Linked DNA regions of Mus musculus: regions 2 and 3 are each linked to region 1. Evidence: chromatin contacts called from ENCODE Hi-C or POLR2A ChIA-PET data. All regions are on one chromosome and are shown on one strand. The core of a region is the stretch at or near the end of the contact, and the rest is flanking DNA. Distances in the headings are between cores, read along the strand shown.

What was found. Hi-C counts contacts between places; a loop is a spot of excess contacts on that map. ChIA-PET counts read pairs that join two places held with the same protein, here RNA polymerase II (POLR2A).
Region 2: a map of v-Abl transformed pro-B cells shows a loop between it and region 1 (2.1-fold over the local background). The contact joins the enhancer-like site here to the promoter of Sec22c in region 1. A Hi-C loop is called at or near these places in 1 of 37 maps with a recorded cell type or tissue (v-Abl transformed pro-B cells). POLR2A ChIA-PET finds 5 or more read pairs at or near these places in 2 of 5 experiments (both embryonic stem cell).
Region 3: POLR2A ChIA-PET joins it to region 1 with 41 read pairs in Patski. The contact joins the promoter of E530011L22Rik here to the promoter of Sec22c in region 1. POLR2A ChIA-PET finds 5 or more read pairs at or near these places in 4 of 5 experiments (Patski and embryonic stem cell).

Annotation. Positions count from the first base shown.
Region 1 is chr9:121,702,912-121,707,121 of GRCm38, forward strand. Sec22c (SEC22 homolog C, vesicle trafficking protein) reads right to left here and starts at 2,118. Exons shown (of 7, transcript NM_001164562.1): 1 at 2,013-2,118.
Region 2 is chr9:121,668,062-121,672,018 of GRCm38, forward strand. Vipr1 (vasoactive intestinal peptide receptor 1) reads left to right here. Exons shown (of 13, transcript NM_011703.4): 11 at 373-502; 12 at 698-739; 13 at 1,313-3,957. The coding sequence ends at 1,504. Among named protein-coding and RNA genes, the nearest start is that of Vipr1, 27 kb to the left of the region's middle. Within about 2 kb of position 1,475, at least 1 of the 3 ENCODE cell types and tissues checked has a DNase peak (open chromatin) inside an H3K27ac peak, as active enhancers do.
Region 3 is chr9:121,757,337-121,761,266 of GRCm38, forward strand. E530011L22Rik (RIKEN cDNA E530011L22 gene) reads right to left here and starts at 2,607. Exons shown (of 1, transcript NR_033503.1): 1 at 1-2,607. Zfp651 (zinc finger protein 651) reads left to right here and starts at 2,697. Exons shown (of 6, transcript NM_001166644.1): 1 at 2,697-2,889. The coding sequence starts at 2,887.

The DNA.
Region 1 (4,210 bases), core at 868-3,367:
CTAAGAGCTGAGAGCAGAAGATAGCTGAGCTGGATACGAAGAATATCATGGCGTCCCTCTGTACTTGATCTTAGTCAAAGGGCTGAGAAGAACTCCACCTACCTTCTTCAATATTTGTGGGTGCTGCACCTGCAGATGCAGCCGACCTCAGATGGAAAATATTTTTAAAACAAAACAAAACAACTGCTTCTGTACTGAGTATGTACAGACTTGCCACGATTCCCTAAGCAATGTAATATGCAGCAACCACACACACAGCACACTATGTAGATGTTCTAATTAATGCAGATATTGTCCGAGGCACACGGGGAATATGCACAGATTTCTATAAACACGAAGCCACTGTATGCAATGGGTTGAGCCCAATCTCCCAAGGATGCAGAGGGACTAAGACCTTCGTATGGATAATGCTACTAAGTGCTCAGAGCTTCCTTGGACCCACTTCGCAGGTGAGGAAAACTAAGGATCAGGAGGTAGAAGCAGACTTCAGTCTCCCAGTTCCATACTCTTTCCACAGTATGTGGACCTCAAAACCAAACCTCCGAGTTCTCAGCTATTGTCTCTCTAAAGACGCCCTCTCCACCGCAGAACTGCCAACACCTAACCAGAGGCAGTGTGGGTCTCAAACCTGTAATCCCAGCACCAGAGAACTTGGGCTATAGTGAGACTATGTTTAAAAACAAAAACAATCTCTAATCAGAGACTTGCTGGTAGAGGAAGGGTCCCTACAAGTGCCCCTTGAAATGCAGAGTGTGGTGGCTTAAGCTCATAATATCAGCACTTGGGGGGTGGGGTGGAGGCAGGAAGGTCAGGAGTTCAAAGTCACCCCCAGGCGAGTGGCATGTTAAAGGGCAGTTTAGGCTGCAGGACAGCCTGCCTAAAACAGAACCAAGTGGTGAGTAAACTGCTGGAGTTAAAGCTCAGAGGCACACACCGTTAATCCCAGGATTTAGAAGAGGCAGGCAGACCCAGGCCAGCATGGCCTACACAGTAAGTTTCATACCAGCCAGGACTACAGAGTGAGACCCTCTCTAAAATAAAATAAAACCACCTCTCCTTACCTAGTGTATTATACTCTAAAGTCAGTTGTCTTGTCTGGCTATGCACTGCCTCTATCTCTGCCACCTGAGTGCTGGGATTAAAGATGTGCACCATCACCCCAGCCTTGATCTGAAATTCTTTATGAGACCTCAAGATGTCCTCTCTGTTGTCCACTAAACATTTACGAGGCATCTCTAGGGACCTGTCTACAACTGTCTTCCTGAGAAAGCTGCGGTGCGAATGAATCCTGTATATCAGTGTCAGGCTATGCAAAGCTGTCCCCGTTCTCATTTCCCTGACAAGTTCTTTACCTGAATAAACTCTCTGTGTAGACTTTTACAGACACGTTGCTCTAGCATTGGCTCTGCACTGAGGGTTGCTTTAGTTTCTCTGATCTTGTCACCCGCTACACCAACCGAGCTGGGCATGGAGGCCATACACCTGTGATCCCAGAACTTGCGGGGCGGGGAGTGGAGGCAGGAGGATCCCAAGCTCAAGGCCAAACTCGAGTTACATGGGGCTCCGTTTCACAAGACCGCAAACTGTAACGGCACCTTTCATCAGAGGTAACTCAGTTCCTTCCCTGGATTTGGCTTTTTGCAAGCTTGACCCCCGCTCTGCTCTGCAGGTTCTTTGTCCCGGCTTATCCAAGTCCAGGAAAGTTGGTGTAGGGGTGACCAGGCCTTGAAGAAGCCAAGTTCTGCTAGACCAGCAGACTAAGGAAAGTTTGCTCTCAAAAGAAGCAAGTGACAGGACTAGAGTTCAGTCTACATAAAGGGAACCACCGCCCCGCCCTCCCGAGACACGCCCCGGCCCCGCCCCGGGCAGCAGGCACAGCGGGCAGCGCATCCCAGCCGGTACGCACCGTGCAGGGGGCCGGGCCTCGGCGGAGTCCCACCGGCCCGGGCTGCAGCCCGGTGGCCTAGACCCCGACCCCACCTCTCCACGCCCGCCTGGCCCGCTAACCTCACCTCGCCCCCGCGGCCGACCTCCGCCTCGGCCACCGCAGCCCACCCCGGCGGCCGGCGGGGTGCAGGTTACCCGCGGCCCGGCTGTAGGAGGCAGGATGTGGTGCTCATGCGCACACCGTGAGCTCCCATTCGCTGCTGCTAAGCGACGCCAAACAGACCAATCGTGGGGCGTCTCTGCTGTCCAGTTGTTCAGACCCGGGAATTGAGTGAATCTACCAGGGCTGGCCCGGGTTTGCTCCCCTCAGCCCGCGTCTCTTCCGCAGGTCCCCAGGCCCACGTGCGAGTCTCACCTCGAGCGGTGAGAAGAGGCTCCGACGTCCCCACGATGCCTGGCCTGGAGCGGACAGGGCTGTTCTCCAGAGGCGTCTAGGCCCCGTGTGACTGGAGTGACACTCCCTGGGCGTGGGTTCTTGCAGGCTACGCAGCTGGGCAAGAGGCCCGAGATAGAGGATCCGAAGAGCACAGCCTTCTGCCAGCCTGGAGGAGGTGCCAAAGTCCGATCCCTGAGCCACACACACCTCGCTATGAGGCTGGAGGGAGATTGGGTAGCACAGTTAGGCCCTTACTGTTTTGACAAGTGCTGAGCACCGCTGTTTGCCGCGCACTGCGTACACAGGAAGTGTGAACACAGAAACCAAATCAAGAGAAGGGGGTAGGGCACCAGGCAGGAATTCTGGTGTTTAAACACGAGTTATGCTTCACAGAAGCATGGGTTCCAAAGAGAATTTACAGGAACAGTTGTCTTGGAGTTGGGGCTCAGGAAAAGCTTCTCCAAGTCTCAGGCCATTGGGCAAGGGAGAGTTTGTGTGTTTCAGAGACATTTGCTTGTGCACAGAACTCTGTGGGGCTGAGGATGTATCTCTGTTGATAGAATAACTGAACTACAAAACCCCGGGTCAGGCCTGTCACCCTCTTCATACATCAGAACTCCAGGCTTTCCTTGGAACGTCCCGGCTCTGGTTCTCAGGACCTCAGCTTCTCACTAATGTTACATCATCAGCTTCACGGATACTTCATTTTTATCCCTTGAGACAGGGTCTTGTGTATCCCAAGCTGACCTTGAATTCACTGTGTAGCAGGCTGACTCTGAAGGCTATCCTACAAACTCCATTTGCTGGGCGCTGGGATTACCGATGTGTGTGTGCTTCCACAGCAAGGTTGTGTGGCTCTGGAGCTCAACCCCAGGGCTTCCTGCCTTCTAGACAAGAGCACTACCCACTGGGCCACATCCCCAGTCCCAGCTCCCCTGATTCTGAGGCCAAGTGCAAGTCAGTGAACCCCAGAACTGGCTCCCCTGGTTCTCAGCCTCTGTCACCACATGAGCATGTTCCCCTCATAAACCACCATATAGTCAGAGAGAGCCTATCCATTCCATCTCTGCGGAGAAGCCTACAGTGGGTGCCAACCTAGCAGCTGGATAGACACGGTACATGGAGAGACCTGAGCTGAGTGAAGACTTCTAAACGACACTTCTCTGGTGGGTGGAAATGGAAGCAGGGCTTATGTAACCACAGACAAATTACAAAACGAACACAGGAAGACTTGTGACAGCCTAAGATAGCCTTTGGGCATTATTGTGTTCTGGTATTCAAGTCATGCCATGGTTCCCTCCCACACCAAGTCAGGGCTTGTCTGTAACAAGTCCCAACAAGGCTAGTTCATAACATTCACAAAGGAGAAAAACATGAAGGAGACCAACACCCTGTCCACTGTGTGCTCTGTCTACATAGAGGATATTTGGTATTAGACCTAGAAAACTCTAGATTTAGCAGTTGTGATGGTTTGTATATGCTCGACCCAGGAAGTGGCACTATTAGAAGGTGTGGCCCTGTGGGTGTGGGCTTTAAGATCCTCATCCTAGCTGCCTGGAAGCCAGTATTCTGCTAACAGCCTTCAGACGAAAATGTAAAACTCTCACCTCCTCCTGCACCATGCCTGCCTGGATGCTGCCATGTTCCGGCCTTGATGATAATGGACTGAACCTCTGAACCGGTAAGCCAACCTCAATTAAATGTTGTCCTTTATAAGACTTGCCTTTGCCATGGTGTCTGTTCACAGCAGTAAACCCCTAACTAAGACAGGAGTGTAGTGCCTCACACCTGTTATCAGTATTCACACCAGTATTCACACCAGTGTTCAGGAGGCTGGTAGAGGAGCCTTGCCATGGATCTGCGGCTACCCTGGGCGAAATAGTGAAT
Region 2 (3,957 bases), core at 225-2,724, 35 kb before region 1:
AGGAGACAGCATCCCCGAAGCGTGACATCGCCTCACTCTTCAGCTGGGGACACAGACCAGAGGGGGGGGGGACCGACCGGGAAGTCTTGCCTCCTGAGTCTTACGTAACACATCATACTTGGTGGCCTTCCTCCAGAAGGGGGAGAAAGAAGGGAGTTTAATTCTCTCGTGTGCTTTCCCCAGGCAAGGAGGTAGGGGGACAGGAGAGCGGTATCACTGACAGACAGGGGACAGGATAGAGTGGGCATGCCGTGGGGATGGGGCAGCCACTGTTCATCCTCACAGGGTCTGGTCACTATTGCATTTGGTATACCCACACCCATCTCCCCATGTGGCTATACATACCCACACCCTACCTCTCCCTGTCCCCAGGAGGCTGGCCAAGTCCACACTTCTGCTCATCCCTCTGTTTGGAGTTCACTATGTCATGTTTGCCTTCTTCCCCGACAACTTTAAGGCCCAGGTGAAAATGGTCTTTGAACTCGTCGTAGGGTCTTTCCAGGTATGAACGTGGGCCTGAGGAATTCACCTCAGCTGCCGTGGGCCCCAGATTCCAGTCATAAGTTCTGGATAAGCACCCCCATTGTGCTCAGTGCTTTCCTTAAGCAGGGGTGAAGGGGCTGTGGGGAAGTGGGGTGGGGTGGGTGGGGCTGGGAGTGCCTGCAGTCCTTTTGCCTCACCTCCTCTTCCTCCTCAGGGTTTTGTGGTGGCCATCCTCTACTGCTTCCTCAATGGCGAGGTGAGTGCCTCCCACATCCTGGTGGGCAGGCTCAGGGTCTACAAACCTCGATGGGATCCTGGAGAGCAAGGGCAGTTAAAAGCTTGCCTCTCTCCAGGGTGGTTCTCAGATTGCAGCGCCCTAGTTGCCTACAGTCTCATTTAAAATGAACCTTGATTGACCCTAGGACCTGAGGACTTAAAGCCTGCACTTTTACAAGCCCTGGGTGGGTTTTAGAGCGGGGATACTGTGCGTATCAGAGGTGAAGAATACTTACAGCTAAATGGGTGTGGGTTATTTGGGAATAAGACATCGAGGGAAGGTGCAGTTACTGCCACAAACAAGTGCGTGCCTGGATGAAAAATTGGGGTACACTCCACAGGCAGCACCCCTCTGCCTCCCTATACTGCATTTTGTGACTTTCTGCATCCCATCTTCCCTCTCTCCAAGATCCTGAGTTGATTCTCTGGCTCCCAGCCCTGTCCCAAGCCTCCCAAGATAGCATCCAGGCCTTTCAACTTAAGTTAGGGAACATCTATAGCCTGCCTAACAACGCTGCTCTGGAGACTAACTAACCACCCTTCCCGCCCCTAGGTGCAGGCAGAGCTGCGACGGAAGTGGCGGCGTTGGCATCTGCAGGGCGTCCTGGGCTGGAGCTCCAAATCACAACACCCGTGGGGAGGCAGCAACGGCGTCTCGTGCAGCACACAGGTGTCCATGCTGACCCGCGTCAGCCCGAGCGCGCGCCGCTCCTCCAGCTTCCAAGCGGAGGTCTCCCTGGTCTGACCGCCAGAGGCCGCCAGGCCCCTTCGCACCCTCCCCACGCCAGCCCCTGGAGCAGAGGTCTGCAGCGACGCCGCTGGCTCCAGCCTTTTGTAGGGACACAATCCTTTGCTGCAGCCAGGACCCGGTCCATGCTAGCTGGAGAGCTGGGAGGTCTAACCCTGGAGGATGCAAGGAGGAACCAGCATCGGACTCCACCACCCAAGGCTGCTCTGCCAGTCATGCGCACAACATCTGCATTCACCTCCTGGAAAGCAAACCGCCTGCCCTCAAAGCTTTGGAACTCTGAGGGCAAAAGGTTCCGCCCCGTCGGTGCCTAGAATTCCACTGGGGCGCTCAAGTCGCTTTGGGTTAAGCGTTGCCATTGAGACTCCTCTCTGAGGATGCAGCCCCCTCCCTCCGTTTATCTGCCAGCTCTTCCGGGTGGGTGAGTTCTTCTACCTCAGGCAGATATGGTTGTGACCTGGAGTTTCAGTTTGGGGATCACAGCTGTGTTGCGGTCCTCCCTCAGGATGGAATTGCCCCAGTGAATCGTCAGACCTGGGAGCTCAGGGACCTATCTCTGGGGAGGAGGGGTGGGGAGAAGGCAGCCCTGCCCGTGCTCACCAAGTGACTTTGTCCATCAAGTAGGACCAGTCCACTAGCCTTATGTACAACCAAAGCAATAGCGAGCTGCCGCCTCTGGGCGCTTATCTACACACCAACCACTGCTGCAAGGGTCAGAGGCATGAGCACACAGGCCCCTTGATCCTGGGCCACCCTGATATCACTGGTAGTGATACTGAGTCCTGTGAGAGCAGGTATCCTTTCCTGTTGCTAAAGACTACCTTTTTTACATATTGTGGTCTGCTGGATTCTCTGGGGGTCGCATTACCATAGATGCTATTGCCACCCTCAGTCTCCAGTTCCTGTGGAGAGTGATTATGTCTGACATAAAAGCCTGGGGAGGGGGCAAGGCATCTTATGCCTCCCTCCATCTTTATAGCGATAATGGCTTCTAATCCAAACTGGTGTCAGCGGGCTCTTCTCAGAGCTGCACCAGGCTTGTATGACAATAAACATTGGCTCTAGCAGGCTTGGTTCCCCTAGCCACTGTGGGTCTCCTGCTTCTTCTAAGCAGCTGTGTCACCTCTGCTCTAGTGAGAGATGACCCTTCTGGCTTTGGGCAGGAGCCCCACACAAGAGCCTTTGATTCACATGTAAATGTGAAGAGGTTGTGACAGGGGTCCGTTGTGACCCTCCCTCCCCTAAACCCATCTGGGAGGAGACAGATTCTGCCTCAGACCAAATCAAAACAGCCAACAGAGCTGTCACAGCCAGCAAGGGTTCGACATCATTCCTGAAAACACAGCAAACAGGAAATGCAGCAACCAGGTCGCTGCTGCCTAGGAGCCAACCAAGAGGGCTCAATAATGGAGATTCCCCAGCACAAGTGAGAAGAGGCCAGTCTGGCTAATGGAAAGGAGTAGACAGAGCAGTGGGGCAAAGCAGGTGACATTGGTTGGTCAGTGAGAGACAGCTAGCTCCCAAGGGTTTGTGCAAACACACTTGTGTAAACTTGTGGGTGTCAGGCTGGTGTAAAGAAGCCAGCATGGGCTAGCAGAGGTTCAAACCTGCCTGCCATACCCCATTCAAAGGCTGCTGCACCCAGTACCAACCCCCTGCCTAAATGAATGGGACCAAGATTTCCCCAGCAGTGCTGTGTTGTGGCACCAGCGTAAGGCGCAGGGCCCTGGGAGAGCAGCAGTTACCAGCCAAGAGGACAAAGTGAGTAAAACTCAAAGTGTGTTCAAGAGAGGACGAGCAGAGTTAGGAGGTGAGAGGCTAATTGGAGGGCATTTCGGAATAAAGAGAGACTTGGGAGGCTTGGGTGAGGAGCTAAGAAAACTTGTGCTGGCATCCTAGGTTAGTGACAGCCCTGGGACTTCCAGGACACCCAGGACCTTTTGGCAGGCGAACTCATCTCTATCGCCATCTAGTGGGCACTTCAAAGACTTGACCAACTTTGGCCACCTTAGGGCTTCCTATTGTCAAGTAGGTCTCACCCTGGGAGACAACCAACAACGAAAGCATGGCTCCATTACTGAGCTCCCAAGAGTGGTGTGTGGACCATACGTAAGGCTTGCCCCACACCTCGCCCTCAGGCCAAACCACTGGCCCCTTGTGAGTCTTGCCTTGACCCAAAAGGACCTGATGGAACCCAGCCCCTGGTGGCTCCTTAAAACTGAACCCTACCCACAATCTCCAAGGACAAAGGCTAGTTAGCTGAAGCGGGTATGGACAGGGATCCGTAAATCTGAGTCCAGAGAAGGTTCGTTCTGTGGGAAAGGCTTGTTCACAGGCAGTCCTCCCACTCAGGACACAGCCTGTCGGAAGAGACTGGATTACCGGCTAGCAGAACAGCACTGAGGTGTTTGAGGGCTGGGAGTGGTCCTAGAATCCCAAGGGAATGTGTT
Region 3 (3,930 bases), core at 1,357-3,856, 55 kb after region 1:
AGCCAGGGCTATACAGAGAAACCCTGTCTCGAAAAACCAAAAAAAAAAAAAAAAAAAAAAAAATATTAATTAATTAATTAATTAAAAGCCGGGCGTGGTGGCACAGGCAAAATACCCATAACTTGTTAAAAAGACAGGTCAGAATGTCTAGCTGAGACAGATTACTGGTTGCTGTAGTCTCTCGGGCACCTCGAGGGAGGAGTTAGAGCTCTGCATTCAGGAATCAGTACACCACAGCACAGGCTGCATTCTGAGGCCTGGGCCTCTTGCCATAGCTGCTTCCTCCCTGTGGTTTACAGCAGCCCGGTGTTGTCTTCTTCAATACCAAACCTCATACAAGCAGTAAGACCAAACTCCTGAGGCTGAGGCACCTGGGAGATACCAAGGCAGAATGTGGGTTTTAAAAGGGCCAGAACTACACCTATGTCCACTGAGCCCTAACCCTGATCCCTGCTGCCCACATGCAGATTCTGAGGACCATTGTCTCTGCCCTAACTTTAAGAGGAGTCTGCCTCCCTGAAGACTATGTCTGGAAACACTTAGGGCTCAGAAGACCTCTAGAACCCCCACTACTGGGCAGACATGTAGGACCCGATGGTCTCTGCACAGCAGTGATGGACGTAGGCCTTGACACTGCTGCTGGTCACATCTGAGTTAAAGGGATGGGGGCTTCCGCAAGAAGTACCACGGCCCAAGGTTGTGGAGGACTAGGGTCTCTGGGAGCCTTTTGGAAGTTAACAGGGAGGCTCTCCTGTAAGGCCCTGGACTTGGTGTGGGAAAGGGAACCTGCTGGTTTGCATTAGGCTCCCACCCTTGTGCAGCTGTGGCCCATTAGTGCTGGACTCAGCAGCCAAAACTGAGGGAGATGGAGGCCACGTACTGTACACCCTCCCCTTCCAGCCTGCACCACCCACTTTTTGGACTGCCTAACTTGCATTTCTGTTACCTGGTGAGCGTAGTTTCCCCAGCCAAGTGCAGGAACCCCAAGCAGTCTGGGGTTGTCTCCTTGTTCTCCAAAGTGAAGTTTGGCCTGGAGTCACTCAGCTTTAGGGGTCTAAAGCACCCACCTCTATCATGGTAATGAGTGCTCTGGCCCCTAAACCAACCAACAGAACTTGAGGTTGTGGCCTAGAATCCTTCCTCTGCTCCCATCTTGTCCCTCCAGTTGGCTGTACCCCATGTCCAGACCACTCAGTTCTGCAGCCATGAACACAACGGGGCTTCTGGCTTTTGCAGCTGTTGCCAGTGACAAGCCCAGTGTGCCCTCTTGCCCTCAGTCGGAGTTCAGAGAACCCAAATGAGACAGCAGGGGGTGGGGTAGGGGTGTCACTCCTTTACCTTAGCCAAGGCCAGTACCAGCTTCTTCCAACCTCCCAGCACAGCGTCTACATGTTTTCTCTCTCTGCGGGACTCTCCTTGTCCACCCAGTAGGTAGACAGCCCTGCCCTTCCCACCTCCCAGGTCAGTGCAGCAATCAACTGGGTCAGACGAGAAACTTGGGTTTTGGGAAGTGTAGGAGACATCATCGGTAATTGACAGGTTCACAGCTTCAGCCTAGAGCCTCAGATTCGGGAACCCAGGTAGGGGCATGCCCTGCGCATGTGAAGGAAGGGGCTCTCCTCACTGTCCCTACCTTTCTTCACCTACTCAGCTTCCTTGCTCAGGGGTAGTCAGCCCATGTCCAGTGAGAGATCCTTGCATTCTGAGGGGACAGACCTTCGACTATTTGATGACACCTGCTTGGCTCCAGAGAAAGAGCTACAGCACACCATGAGGAAGGCGCACACCCAAGGAGACTGCTATGGCTGGAGTGGAATGGCCCGGCTGGAGCAGTGTTGGGAGAGTGACTAGGCTGAACAGTGGGTAGGGGTGCGGGGCGTCCGAAGGAGAGACCACGGTGGTAGTCCGTAGTCCCGCCCTGCTGTCGCTCGGCCTGGCAGCGTTCCTTCGCAGCCTCCTGCCAGCACAGCCAGCCCCCTGCCCCCACGGAGCCGGTGCCAGAGCAGCGTTCCGCAAGCCGAGCTGCATCTTCCCAGCGCCGAGGCTGCGCGGAGGGCCCCTCGGCCGGGCCTGGGCCTCTGGCCCCCACCCGGCTGTTCCAGGTAGGTCATCTGAAAGGCTTCCGTCGTTGCGGCGGTTGCTCGGAGGTTCTGCAGCCAGAGGCCCCCAGGTAGGTTCGGGAGACTCAGAGCAAAACGCGTGGGAGGCCGGAGCAGCTACAGACCCCAGACTCACCCCCAAGTCGGAGCAGCCGGAGTCACAGGGGGCGGGAGATGAGCGCGGCTGGGGTACGGGTCCATCAGAGTCGCCTGGCTCAGGGGAGCAGGTGGGTCGGGGGGCGGCGCGCTCTGCTCAGCGACCTCACGCCTACCCTGGCCCCGCCCATGCAGAGCAGCGGGAGGACACCCGGGTTAGACTCCCGGACGAACTTCCCAGCAAAGAAGGGCAGAGAGGGACTTCGCGCGGGAGGGTGGGATCGAGCGGTCCAAACGCTCCCACGTCACCAGCCGGGTCGGTCCGGGGACCCCGAGGCTCTCCCGAGGGCAGCTGCATCGAGACGGCGCGCGTCCGCGCCCCCAGCCAGCACGCAGGGCGGCCTGGCCCTTTAAGCGTCCAGACGGCGGCCCCAGCTGACGCGCGGGCTCCAATCGGCGCCCCGCGCCCCCCGCCCGCCGCGCCCGAGGCTCCCGGGCCGCAGCTGCTCGGCCGGGACTTGCCGCGGCCCTGCGCCTCCGCCCGCCCGGCCGGCCGCGCCCCCGGGGCCATGGTCGCGGGGCCCTGCGCAGGGGCGGCCCCCAGCGCGGCGCTTCATGGAGCGGCCCGGGCCCGGCCCTCGGGGGCAGCGCGATCCTGCGGGGCCCTGTGAGCTCCCAGCGCCGCGGCACCATGGTACGCAGGGCCCTGCCTGTCCCCCCGCTTATCCGCCCACCTGCGAGCGCCTCCTTTCAGAGCGCACGGCCCCTTGGGACCCGGTGCAGGGTCTGGAAGACCTGGCCCCTCCCCCGGGGTCCTCGACCCTATCTGTCCGGTGTGCAGGGCCCAGAGTGCGGCGCGGCGGCGCGGCTCAGGGGTGAAATTCCTGGGGTGGGGGGTGCAAACGCGAAAGGCCGAGGTCTTGCTGCGCACGGGCGGAGGGGGGAGCTTCTCTGCGTCCGGACGGCGCCGCCCCGGGGCTGGTAATGGGGGGAAAAGGGGGAGTCGGATTCCCGCCCGGGCCTTGGGCCACGTGGGCGCTGCAGCCGCTCTGCCGGAGACTAGGATGGATCGCTCCATAGGCGGGGGGCGCCCACAGCTGGAGTGGAAACTCCTGTGTGACCTTGGGCCGGTCCCCTGCCGTCTCTGAGCCTGTTTCCCAGGCCTCTCCAAAGAAAGCATCCAGAAGTCATGAGCCTGTACCCCTGCCGCCGGGGTTTCACCAGATGGCCTTTGGGAGGCAAAAGCTTGGTGGCCTCTGCAGGTGTCCCTCTGGGGGAGGGCTGCGATGCAGCTGGTGTACCCAGGTGTTGAGAAGCCTCCTCAGCTTCAAGGAGCCGGAAGCATCTGGCCAGAGGCTACACAGCTGGTGGGCACTGATCCGGAAGGGGCCCTGCCACTGGCTGGCAGCATCTCTGGTCCATGGCTGGGGAGGCTGCAATGTGACTTTAGGGATGCCTGGGTTTCTGCCAGGCTCAAGTGGCCCTGCCCAAGCAGGAGGTCCCTGGGGAAGCTTTGTAAAGGGAAAAACGGGGACCCCAAGCCTGGAATAAGTGGTGCCATGGGGGGGCCTTTCCCTGCCACCGTCCACCCCCCAGTAGTACAGACACCAGGACCTGCAGGTGCAATGACTGGGAAGGAGGCAGGACCAGAGGGTGTGGTGACTGTGTCTGGATGCTTAGGTGGTTCTCACACCTCATGCTTCCACCCACCTCACTTCCAGGACTCTCCAACTGC